2 separate regions of the Homo sapiens genome follow, and region 1 is linked to region 2. A link is a loop called in an ENCODE intact Hi-C map of the cell type or tissue named here. Cell type or tissue: natural killer cell. All regions are shown on one strand. Each heading gives the region's core, and the rest is flanking DNA. Links, peaks and the distances in the headings are about the cores only.

What was found. A loop is a pair of places that touch in the nucleus more often than their neighbours do. Peaks named below come from ENCODE experiments on the same cell type or tissue, not always from the same donor. Only the 100,000 strongest peaks of a DNase experiment are listed, where the experiment ranks them.
Region 1: it touches region 2 in a loop (5-fold over the local background); 6 of 110 quality-filtered maps call a loop at or near these places.

What each region holds. Positions count from the first base shown.
Region 1 is chr1:212,627,570-212,632,943 of GRCh38, forward strand. It overlaps LINC02773 (long intergenic non-protein coding RNA 2773), which reads right to left. Exons shown (of 4, transcript NR_183483.1): 3 at 4,803-4,994; 4 at 1,359-3,894. Among named protein-coding and RNA genes, the nearest start is that of GARIN4, 5.8 kb to the left of the region's middle. RefSeq lists an enhancer at 2,941-3,472. In natural killer cell, for the core only: CTCF peaks have their summits at 2,688 and 2,888; a DNase peak (open chromatin) is centred at 2,642.
Region 2 is chr1:212,564,682-212,570,055 of GRCh38, forward strand. It overlaps a transcript of ATF3 not described here. Among named protein-coding and RNA genes, the nearest start is that of LINC01740, 22 kb to the left of the region's middle. RefSeq lists enhancers at 2,218-2,327, 2,778-2,827, 4,567-4,736. In natural killer cell, for the core only: no CTCF peak of the experiment used is centred there; a DNase peak (open chromatin) is centred at 2,580; H3K4me3 peaks cover 910 bases; H3K27ac peaks cover 891 bases.

The sequences.
Region 1 (5,374 bases), core at 123-5,122, 63 kb after region 2:
TTTCAGTGGTGTTGGGAATTGTTTTAGTTCTTAAGGGAGGCGGTAGGTACAAGGCTGTTTATTATTTTGTTGGGTTTTGCATTTCAACATTGTGTTTTGCATTTTAATACCTCTGGAATCAGAATGGTCCTACAACCACCGTGGCAGTTCTGATGAAGTTATTGCTCCAGACATATATTCACCAATTCCTTCTCCTCAATGCTTTCATTTTTATGCATGCACAAAAGTGATCTAAGTCTGAAAGGCCCATTTTGTTAAGAATCACATGAGAATGACATTATTACCAAAAGCCTTGGGAAAGAAAGAATGATATCCCTATTTTACAGAAGAGGACACTGAGGCTCAAGAGGGTAACTTGCTCCAGTCACACAGAGGGACCTTTGCAGATCTACCAGCCCACTTCTTTATGCAAAGCCCTGTCTGAGACATGGGAAGGAGGCAAACCCAGCAAATCCAAGGAGAATCGGGCAATGCAAGAACCTGAGACTTACCAGGTTCCTACCACCATGGTCTAAAACTTTATAGAGATGAGCACCAAAATTCCTGGATTGAGAGGAGGGAATGTGGGGGCAGGGGACATGTCTGGTGGTGAGCTGCTGTGAGTTGGCTTTGGAACTTCAATGAGCTCATAGTCCTTAGTTGGCCTTATCTCAAGAGTGTCCAGACCACCCTTAAGCCATGTCTGGCTCCCAGGCTTCGCTCCCCAGCCTCTGCCTCAGCTATAAACAGACCTCCCTCCTGGAATTCCAGGCCTTGCTCCCCAACAGGGATCGCTTCTGACGGGGGCTGCATCTCTTTGCAGCCCAGTCCTCGCCCAGCTGCTAATAAAACATTTAAAAGCCAGGCCCAGAATGGTTTCTCCGTACCAGATCTTCAGGAAATTTTTTCTGCTGGGATTCCAAACCACACGTGAGGGGGTAACGAGTTAGGTCACAGCATCCTTGCTACTTGGACCTCCACAGTTAATTCCTAAAGCTACTTTTGAGAAAAGTCACACATTTCATTATGCAGGTAAGGAGAGGTCTCTTCTGTCCACAGAGGGAATTGTAGGCATGAATCCATGAAAGAAAGGGGTTTGAGAAAGAAAGAAGGCCCAAGACATACACACAGCCACCATTTCCTTCTGCAAAACAAGGCTCGTGACCCCAGGATGAGGAATTAATGGGGTGAGTCAAGTTATTCTTAATAAAGGGGGGAACATGCCAAAGATTAGATATGAATTGGCTCTGTGAGGAAAACAACCTCAGAATCATTAACCCAGAATTCTAGGGAAGATTGGGGGGCCTGCAGGGGGATGAATTAATGGTTTACTCTTGACCAGCTTTTCCCTTGACCCAAGTGGGGAAATTACAAAAAGATCACATCGCATTCCTTTAATCTTCTGATTTCCACACAGGCAAGTGTAGGTAAACACTAGTCTGGAAGACAAAAATGCAATACAAACATTTGTACAGCCCTTAGCAGTTTATAACACCCTTTCATTACGTGTTCTCTTCTGATTCTCACATCTCTCCATTTTGCAGATCAACAAACTGGAGTTCAGGTCATCTAAAGGACTTGTTCAAGGTGGGAGGTGATGGGGCAGAAGGAACAACTCCAGTGCAACAGCTTTCGGGCACCACCAATGTGTGCTGGCCATGGGTCCCACATGGAGGTACAGAGCCAGTGGAGGACAAAGGACAGGCGTGTGTGTAATTATTGCAACCCTTGAGTGACAGATACAATGAGAGATGCATGTTTAGGGAACAGGATTTGTTCAGAGGAGGGATTCTGGGACACGGGTCAGGAAAGGCTTCGCAGAGGAAGTGGCAGTTTTGAAGGATAAGTAGGGCTGTGCCCGGTGAAGAAAGAATGGGGAGAAAGGGTAAAGGTGGAGGAGGTGTGGAGTGAGGGGTGGAGAGAGGGAATTAGGCCATGGAGAAGAATGTGTGCAAAGTACAAAGGCTTGAAACATCACAGTGTTTTGGGGTGATTGCTGGGTAGAGGGCCAAGGAGAGGAGGGACACAGGGCAGGAAAATCAAGCAGCCAGTTCTTGGGGCCGTGGGGTGCTGTGTGGATGCCTGGCCTTTCGGAGCCACTGGAGGCTGATGTCTGATGGAAGTAAGGGCTGTCTGGCTCCAGGGTAGAGACTTGATGGGCAAGGGGCTCCCTGGAGCCTGGGACCCTTCAGAAAGCCATTGCACTAATCCTGGCCAGAGATGGGAGGCCCTGAACCTAGCTGGCTGTTAGGAAACCAGGGGGAGAGAGTCAAGAGGTGTTGAAAAGACGAAACAGGACAATAGTCTTTTCCATGCCCTGAAAGACAGAGCACACATGGGTTAGGCCTGACACTCTCCTAAAGGAGGCAGAACTGACAAAAGTGGAGACATCTTCCCTCTACCATGACTGTTGTTCTGTAAAGGGGGCTGCAAGCAGAGGGGCTCATGGCAAGCAAGGAGGAAGATGTTAAGGTGTAACACAACAGCTTCTAGACCCATGAGGGGCAAAACACAAGGATAAGGCAGCCAGGTGCGGCTGCGGGGTTTCAGTGCTGGAGACCTCTGAGAGTAGAAGCCTCCTGAACTCTTCTTCCTTTCTCATCTGCTGGGAACTGGGTCAGATGCTCTCCTACTGGGCCTTTCTCCGCGGGGCATGAGTCGCCCAATAGAGCCTCTGGTGGCCCTGTGCTGTTACTGCAGGTCAGGGCTGGAAGGAGGGGAGCCAGGATTGAGGCTAAGACACAGTCACCCTTCCCCTTTTTCACACCACAATCAGCCTGGTGCTGATTCACCTATAATCAGCTCAATCCCTCAGCTGGCGGCCACCCCTGAGCAGGCAGCTGGCAGAGCTGCGAGCTGGTAAAGATGAGCGTCATCCAGGCAGTGTGGCTCTAGTCTCCTGGCAGTGGGGTGACAGAGCGTGGAATGGCTGCAAGACAGGTCCCCTGAGGGGCTGGGATCCCGACTCAAGGGGACAGTGAGTAACTGCCAAGAGTCGGGGTGGGGTGGAGTTCATGTCAGGGTCCCTCTGCAGGCGCTGGTCATTTGAGAAACAATTGTTGAGCACCTACGATGGGCCAAGACGGGAAATCAGGCACAGTGAAGATGCTGCCATACACAGCAGTAACACAAACCCAAGTGGGGGATGGCTCTCGGGCAGCACGCAGAAGGAGGCTTTGCAGAGGAGGGGAGGTCTGAGCAGAAACAGCAGGCTGAGCGCTCCTGGAAGAGGCTATGGCATGACAGGGAAAGAGAAGGGCTTGGGTGACATGGGCCTCTTCATAGATGGCAGACAAGCTCAGTGTGCCCAGGCGCAATGTGTGATGTGCTGGAGGAGAGTAGGGGGTGGGGGGCGAGCAGTGGGAAGGAGCATGACAGTGTGAGGAAAATTAGGCTGAAAGGAGGATGAGATCTGGAAGGGAGGTGGAACTGACTAAAGCAGAGTGTCTTCCCCCTGCAGGGACTGTTGGTTGTAAAGGGGACAGCAAGAAGAGAGGCTCACAGGAAAGCAAGGAGGAGTGTGTGGCTTTCCAGGTCTCCATTCCCGAATGCTGCATAACTCCCCTGAGTCCTGTGATTTTTCACTACCCAAATGGGAGCTATAGTGCAGGGGTGAGGGGTGTGCACAGCTGGGCTCTTTGAGAACAAAAGGGCAAAGGAAGCCCAGACTCTTCCCCTTTGCCAGTTTAGAGAACCTGAAATGTGTTGTGGAGGCCTGTGTCTTCCCCACACTCTCTAATGGGAGCTTTCCCACAGATGTGCCAAGGTATTGATCTCTCTCTTCTTGGGGGCGGCTGAAGGATGAGTCCAGTCAGCATTGACTGCAAGGATCCCCAACTGGTATGCCAGTGTGCCATTCCGATGTTGTCATTTTCTGCGTATGCCATGGTCTGCAAAAGGTTGGGAAGCATCTTCCTAGACATGCACACAACACCGTGAGTGTGAACTATGAGCACAGAAGCCAGGAGCAGATGAGAGGCACCTTCCTTAAAGAGCTGGCCTGTTCCTCACAGCATCAGTTGATGCCAGTCTTGTCACCCCTGTTTTCTTTTCCCACTGACATTGGCATAGCCCCAGAACCCTGTCTTAAAGCAATTTACACTGCTTCAAGGAGAGATGAGGAAAATGTGGACAAATATAGTACATTTTTCGTAAAACTGTTCATAAAGTTAAATTTAGTTTTTAAAGACTTGTTCTGGCTGGGCATGGTGGCTCACATCTGTAATCCCAGAACTTTGGGAGGCTGAGGCAGGCAGATCACCTGAGGTCAGGAGTTCAAGACCAGCCTGGCCAACATGGTGAAACCCTGTCTCTACTGAAAATACAAAAATTAGCCGGTCTGGTGGTGCACGCCTGTAATCCCAGCTACTCGGGAGGCTGAGGCAGGAGAATTGCTTGAATTTGGGAGGCAGAGGTTGCAGTGAGCCGAGATCCCGCCACTGCACTCCAGCCTGGGCAACAGAGCAAGACTCTGTCTCAAAACAAAATAAAACAAACAAACAAACAACAACAAAAAAACTGTCCTTTGCTTTGAGACTATGTCCTTCCTCCTGTATCTTAATGTTTCATTTTGAAGTATATCACACATGCAGAGCAGTGCACAGGTCAAAAGCATACCACTCAATGGTATTTCATAAAGTGAGCAACCCCATGCAACTAGCACCCAGATGAAGAACCAAAACATCACGGTACCCCCAATACCCCTCTCATGTTCTCTTTCAGTCACTACCCCTAAGGGTAACCACTATCCTAACTTCTAACACCATAAATTAATGTTGCTTCCTTTTCCCACTATATATAAATGGAATCACAAAATAATGTACTTTTTTGACTGTGGTTTCTTTCAGCATCATGTTTATGAGATTTGTCCATGTCTTTTCTGTTAATAGTTCATTCATTCTCTTTGCTATACAATATTCCATGGTGTGAATATAGTACAATTTCATTCTGCTGTTGATGGGCATTTGGGTTATTTCCACTTTCTGGATACTAAAACATCACTGCTTCTCCCTTGACTGGAGCAAAAAAAAAAAAAAAAAAAAAAAAAAAAGAAAAGATTACTGCTATGGACATTTGTACACAGATCTTTTGGTTAAAACGCTCATAAATTTTTGTAGGATATATACTTAAGAATACAATTGAATATATGCATATTTTCAGCTTTAGTGGATACTACCAAGCTATTTCCTAAAGTGGCTATGCCATTTTACACTGCCACCAGGCATATATGAGAGTTCTGGTTGTTTCATATCTTTGTCAAAATTTGATAGTGTTTATCTCTTTCATTTTAGCCATTCTGGTTGGATGTAGTACCTTTTCTCCCTTTTTCATGATAAACTGTACTTTAAAAAATACAACATGGCTGGGCACAGTGGCTCATGCCTGTAATCCTAGC
Region 2 (5,374 bases), core at 125-5,124:
GTTCTACACAATAAAGTTGATGTTTAAAAAAGCCAAGTGATGTGGTAACACCTTTCTGTAGAGTTCATTCCGCTGTAGCGTCACATAGATTTGGGCTGGAATCTGAGCCAAGCCCTGTAACCTGGGGAAAGTTACTTACCCCTCTAATCTTAGTTTCTCTAACTTTATAGAGATTGTAATGCCTTCCTCAGAGTGTTTTGAGAACTAAATGCAAAACTGTATGTAAAGAATCTAATCCAGCACCTGGATATACAGCATGGTAAATATATACAGGCCTCCCCGTTCCTCCCTATGACTGTGATTCTTATCTCTTCTGATGGCTACTATTTTCAAAGTCAGCCAGGGGAAGAAAGCTGTCTTCTACTAGGTGAAAGTGTCTTCTACTAGGAAAGGAATCTGTGCATGGGGGCATGTGTGTCCTCAGTTGCTCATGTGTGTCCCCAGAGGTGCTGGCTACAGAAGGCCAGACATGCACTGGAGCCCCAGATCAGTGTCAAGCCCCTCACTCAGCTTTCTCCCGTGAAAAGGTCAGGATGATGGAAGGCTGTCATATTTAGATGATGGCTCGAAGGGAAGCCTCGGTGGGTTAGTCACCTATGATATGACATCATATGGCCACTCAATATAGTAACAGCTGTTGGTTGCTTTGTGGGGCGGAGGTGGGGTTAGCTTCAGTTGACCAACCATGCCTTGAGGATAAATTGGATGGGATCAGATGGGAAGATGTGACAAGAAGAGAAATCCTCCTCTATATAGGATGCTCTGCTGTTTCCTAAGGATTTTCAGCACCTTGCCCCAAAATGTGAGTCTTGACTTTTTCTCTGGCTTTGGGGCTAAGTGGGAAAAATGTTACAGGAGAAAGGTGTTTGGTCAGGAAGCCTCCAGTTGGGGGAGTACCCACTGTGGCCCTGCTGGGTGGGTGCCACCCAGAAGAGGGGTGGGAAAGTGAGCAGTTCGGTGCATATGGTACCCAATGAAGTGATCTGAGGGATAGGGATCGAAAAGTCCTGGAGTTAGGGTGCTGCAGAATCTCTAGGTTGGATTAAGTTTTTTACTGACCCCTCTGCAGGTTACATAACACCTGTGGGACGACCTGTGGCATCCCAGTGAGGCAGCGATGCCATCTCGGTCTCATCCAGGATGAAACCGTGGTTTGGGGATACCACTAGTCAGTGCTGTAGTCAATGTAGGGCATTGATTACTCATAATGGGAAGCCATTGGAGTTGGTTAACCCCTTCCTTCTAGTGTGTTCTCCTCCTTGACATTCCTGCCTGTTCTGGGGCCCTTGTGTTTTGGGAATAGAATGCTTTGTATCAGCAGTGTAACATGGATAGGTTAACTGGATATGGGCTGGATATGGGGAGAGCTGGTTCTTCCTGTGTTTAAACTGGAATAAGTCCAGAGTGAGGAAGTAAAGAGGTTAGAGAGGAAAAGCCCTGGAGTGAGGGTCAGGAGATCTTGTTTGGCAGCTGGTTCTGCCAAGTAAAAGCTGTGTGACCTTGGGCAAGTCATTGTTTCTCTTTAAGTTTTGGTTACTCCTCTCATCTGTAAAAACATGTGCACTTGGGGTTCTTCCAGCCCCACTAGTCCTCTTCTGTCCTTTAAGTGTGGATCTGTGGTTCTGTTGTTGGCACACCAGAAAGGGCACAAGTTTGAGTGTCTGGCTCTGCCATTTGCTGTGCGACCTTGGACAAGGACACCCCTTCTCTGAAACTCAATTTTCCCATTTATAAAATATGGGTTATTATGAGACATCAGTGAGGATGAAGCTGAGAGCCTTTTCAGAGGCACAATGTGGATGTAAAGCAACACCCTGAGTTTGGACAGGGCAGGTGGGGTAAGGCAGGCTGAGGGGTGATGTTTGGGGTTACTGGCAGGTTGAACTGTGACCAGGGCATAGAGGGGGTGGAGGTCACGGTCAGCTGTGCCATAGAAACCTCCTGCCCTGTCCTGCTCAGTTCCTGTTCCTTTCCCAGCAGCCGAGGAAGGGGAAACAGTTGAGAGGTTATAAATGACGCTGAAAACAGCTCACAAAAGTGTCTGAGGGGGTCATGCTGCTGGAGCAAAGCACGCGCTGGGAAGCCCATCCAGGGTCTGGGGACCCCTGAAAATTGAGCAGCCTCCTGGTTCCTATTGGTGCCCAAGAGGATGCACCTCCTGCACTGCTTGGCATCACTTCCTGGGAAAGTAAAACCTCGTACGGCGAGTAATGGATCACAACTGAACAGTGACCAGAGTGACCTGTCTCGAGCCATCTCTGAGGGAAAGTCACAGATTCCCTAGAGAAAGTCTCCAAATTCCTGTTTATTCTTCACATAAACAGATTAACCTAGGGGTAGCGATTTTACTTAACTCTTCCTTTCATGTTGCAGCGAAAGCGAAATTGGCCACTTCTTTGAAGCTGTTCTTTGAGCCATAAATATAATTTCTCTTCCCGCCCACAGAAAGGGGTTTTCTTTTTCTTTCTTTCTCTCTTTTTTCTTTTTTTTTTTGAAGCCCCAGGCACTGAGACGTTCAGAGGTTGGCAGGAGGTGCAGCTGCCGTAGGAGCAGCATGCTGTCCCCCTGCTGACTCATCTGACATTAACATAATTATGTTTCAGAAGTCAAAGTGATTTTCAAACTATGAGTAATGCAGGGTGTTAGAGAGAGTGTTTACACGGCAGTGGGCATTTCAGCACACTCAAGAAACCAGCTGCTGTTAACAGCTGCAATGAGTGAAGAAATAAGAAAATGCTCTCAGGAAAAACAGCCCTTCTCTCTTGTCTCTGTTTCTGTGCAAAGGATTCAGATGTCATGAAAGGCAGGTGAACTTAAGAGTTCCCTGAGGACCAATCCAGATCTAGCATTGTTATCTGAATGCCTTGATGTCTGATCTTTTTATAGGGAAAAAAATGTCTTTATAGCTTATTTTCCATTTACTCAACTCTAGGGAAAGGTGGATTTAAAGAGCTTAGCAAATTATTTATTTTTTATAATGCTACCGGTGTTAATAATTATAATAATAGTCTAAGGTTGTGCTGCTGCTTCTAAAATAGGAACAAGGACAAAAATCATTTCCCCCAGTTTTAAAGATGGGGGCAGAAGCCCATGGGGAGGGGGACTGGGAAATGTCTTCTTAAAGCTCCTTTGTCTCATTATTATGGGAAAAGTTCTGAGAGCCGTGGAGTGCAGTGTGCCAAGTATTTAGACCTCAGGAGAGAAAAACTGGGCTCCAGTCCTGTTCCAGAACTGAATATTGGAATGGGAATGCCTCAATTTCCTCATCTCATAATGAGAATATTAATAACACTTTCTTTGCCTATGTCAGAAGAAGAGCCTTGAACTTTTGTAGGGTAGGGACAGGGTCTGCCGACTATTATAGCCCCAGTTTCTAACTTAGAGCCTGCACATAGAAGGTGCTCAGTAAGTATTTGCAGAATTAATGAATGAGATAAAAGCTATAAACGCCAGAGCTCTGCTCTTGTGGTTTGTTACTGCATCTAGCAAGGTGTCATTCACATGGAGAGTGGTCAATAATTTTTTTAATGTGTTAAGAAAAAAATCATGAACTAATTATACATTCACTTATACATAAGTTATTCATAAACAAATTGGTTATTATTTTGGGGCTACCAAGCTGAATTACACACAAAAATATTTCTGTTTACTTAAGAATGTCTTTAATGACCAACACAATTTTATTAAGCCTCGTCTCTTGAGTATATATCCTTTGCATGCTCCACATTTGCATCATGGAAAAAGGAGCCCCAGAGAAAGAGCACACCAAAAACATCGACCTACCCTGAACTAAGGGGCTCAGGCGTGTTTTTGTGGACTACTTGTATTGAGTGATCTCTTCCTCCTGGACCCATTAATAATTATTGTTAGGCTTACTTCAAGTAGTAAATTTAAGCCAGTCCATTCATGGCAAATCAATCCAAAATGGCCATTAAGGAGAGTCAGGATCTGTGGTCCCATCCCAAATATTTGAAGATGATGCCAGAAAGCAAATTTAGTGTGTCCTCCTGGTGACTGTCATTTGGTATTTCTGTCCTAGGCCGATTCTCCGATGGGGGTAAATACAGGCTAGGGCATTTCTAATGTCTAAACCTCCACTGCTCTCTTTCTCTCAAAATTGCCTGTCCAACACAGTCATAATTTCACCTCCCCAACTCCGTCGTTACTGTAGGTTTATTAATGTTTGTTGGACCGGCATCCTAATTTGGGTGTGGGTGACTATTCCTTAAGGCATCTCAAGTAAAAAGGCTCCTTACTTCTGATCCTGGTTTATTTATTTTAAAAATACTTGTAAATTTAATATTAATTTAATAGGGTTTTTAAGTTAGTAGCAGGTTGCTGAAGGATCTAAATGTTTAACATATATTCTAAAATAAACATTGGCTGTTTAGAGCCCTTACAGAATAAACTTATTTGAATTTTTCCCCTGGCACCCTTTTCTTTATTTCTTCTACTCTTTCTTCCTTTCCTCTTTTCCCATCTCTCCCTCCGTCTTTTTCCTCCCTGCCTTCTTTTCTTTTTATTATCTTGTGTTTCATTTGTTTCTTTGTTGCTTTTGGTAAACGTCTTTCTAAAAAGTATGTCTGGAAAGAGATAAGAGAAACTGATTAAAGAGCCTAGGACGAGGTAGAGAGACTTTTCATCATATACACTTTCTGACTTCGAATTTTTAATAGTGGCAATACTTTTTCCCCAATAAAAAAGTTAACCAGAACAGAGTTGTACACCCTTCTTGTTTTCATTTTTCCACTTTTCTAATGCGAGCCTATTTCCTCCTTACTAGGATGAAAGACAGGAATGGCTTCCAAAGGAAAATGGGGAGAAGAGAAAGGAGACAGTAGACAGAAGCTCAATGCCTGTGTGTCCACAGTGGAGACGCAGGGGAAAGAGCTAGTGTAATAGAACCAGTAAATTTTTTTTTGGCTTTTTTTTTTCACTCGAAATGTAAACATCTTCCCACTTCATTCTTTCCACCTCATAAGAATTCTTCTTCTTCTACAACATAATTTTTAATGATTGTACAGGAGTTCCAATTAATGTAATTTTTTTAATGTAGTTTACCTTACTAATACTCTATGTTAAACATTTGGGTAATATCTGATTCATCAATATTGTAAATAGTACTGTAATAAACATTATTGTAGCTAAATCTATGTTCATGGCAATTCTTATTTACTTTAAATATATTTCCTCAAAAAGAATCAACATATTTCTCAAAAATAAATAAACCAAATAATATATGAATCATAGTCTTTGATATATGTTGCTCTTGATGTAATTTTAATTTCTATAGACACAAAGAAATTTTCCACATGTTTGTTAACAGGTTTATTTTCTGTTTATGAATCTTCTGTTCAGAGCCTTTGCCTGTACA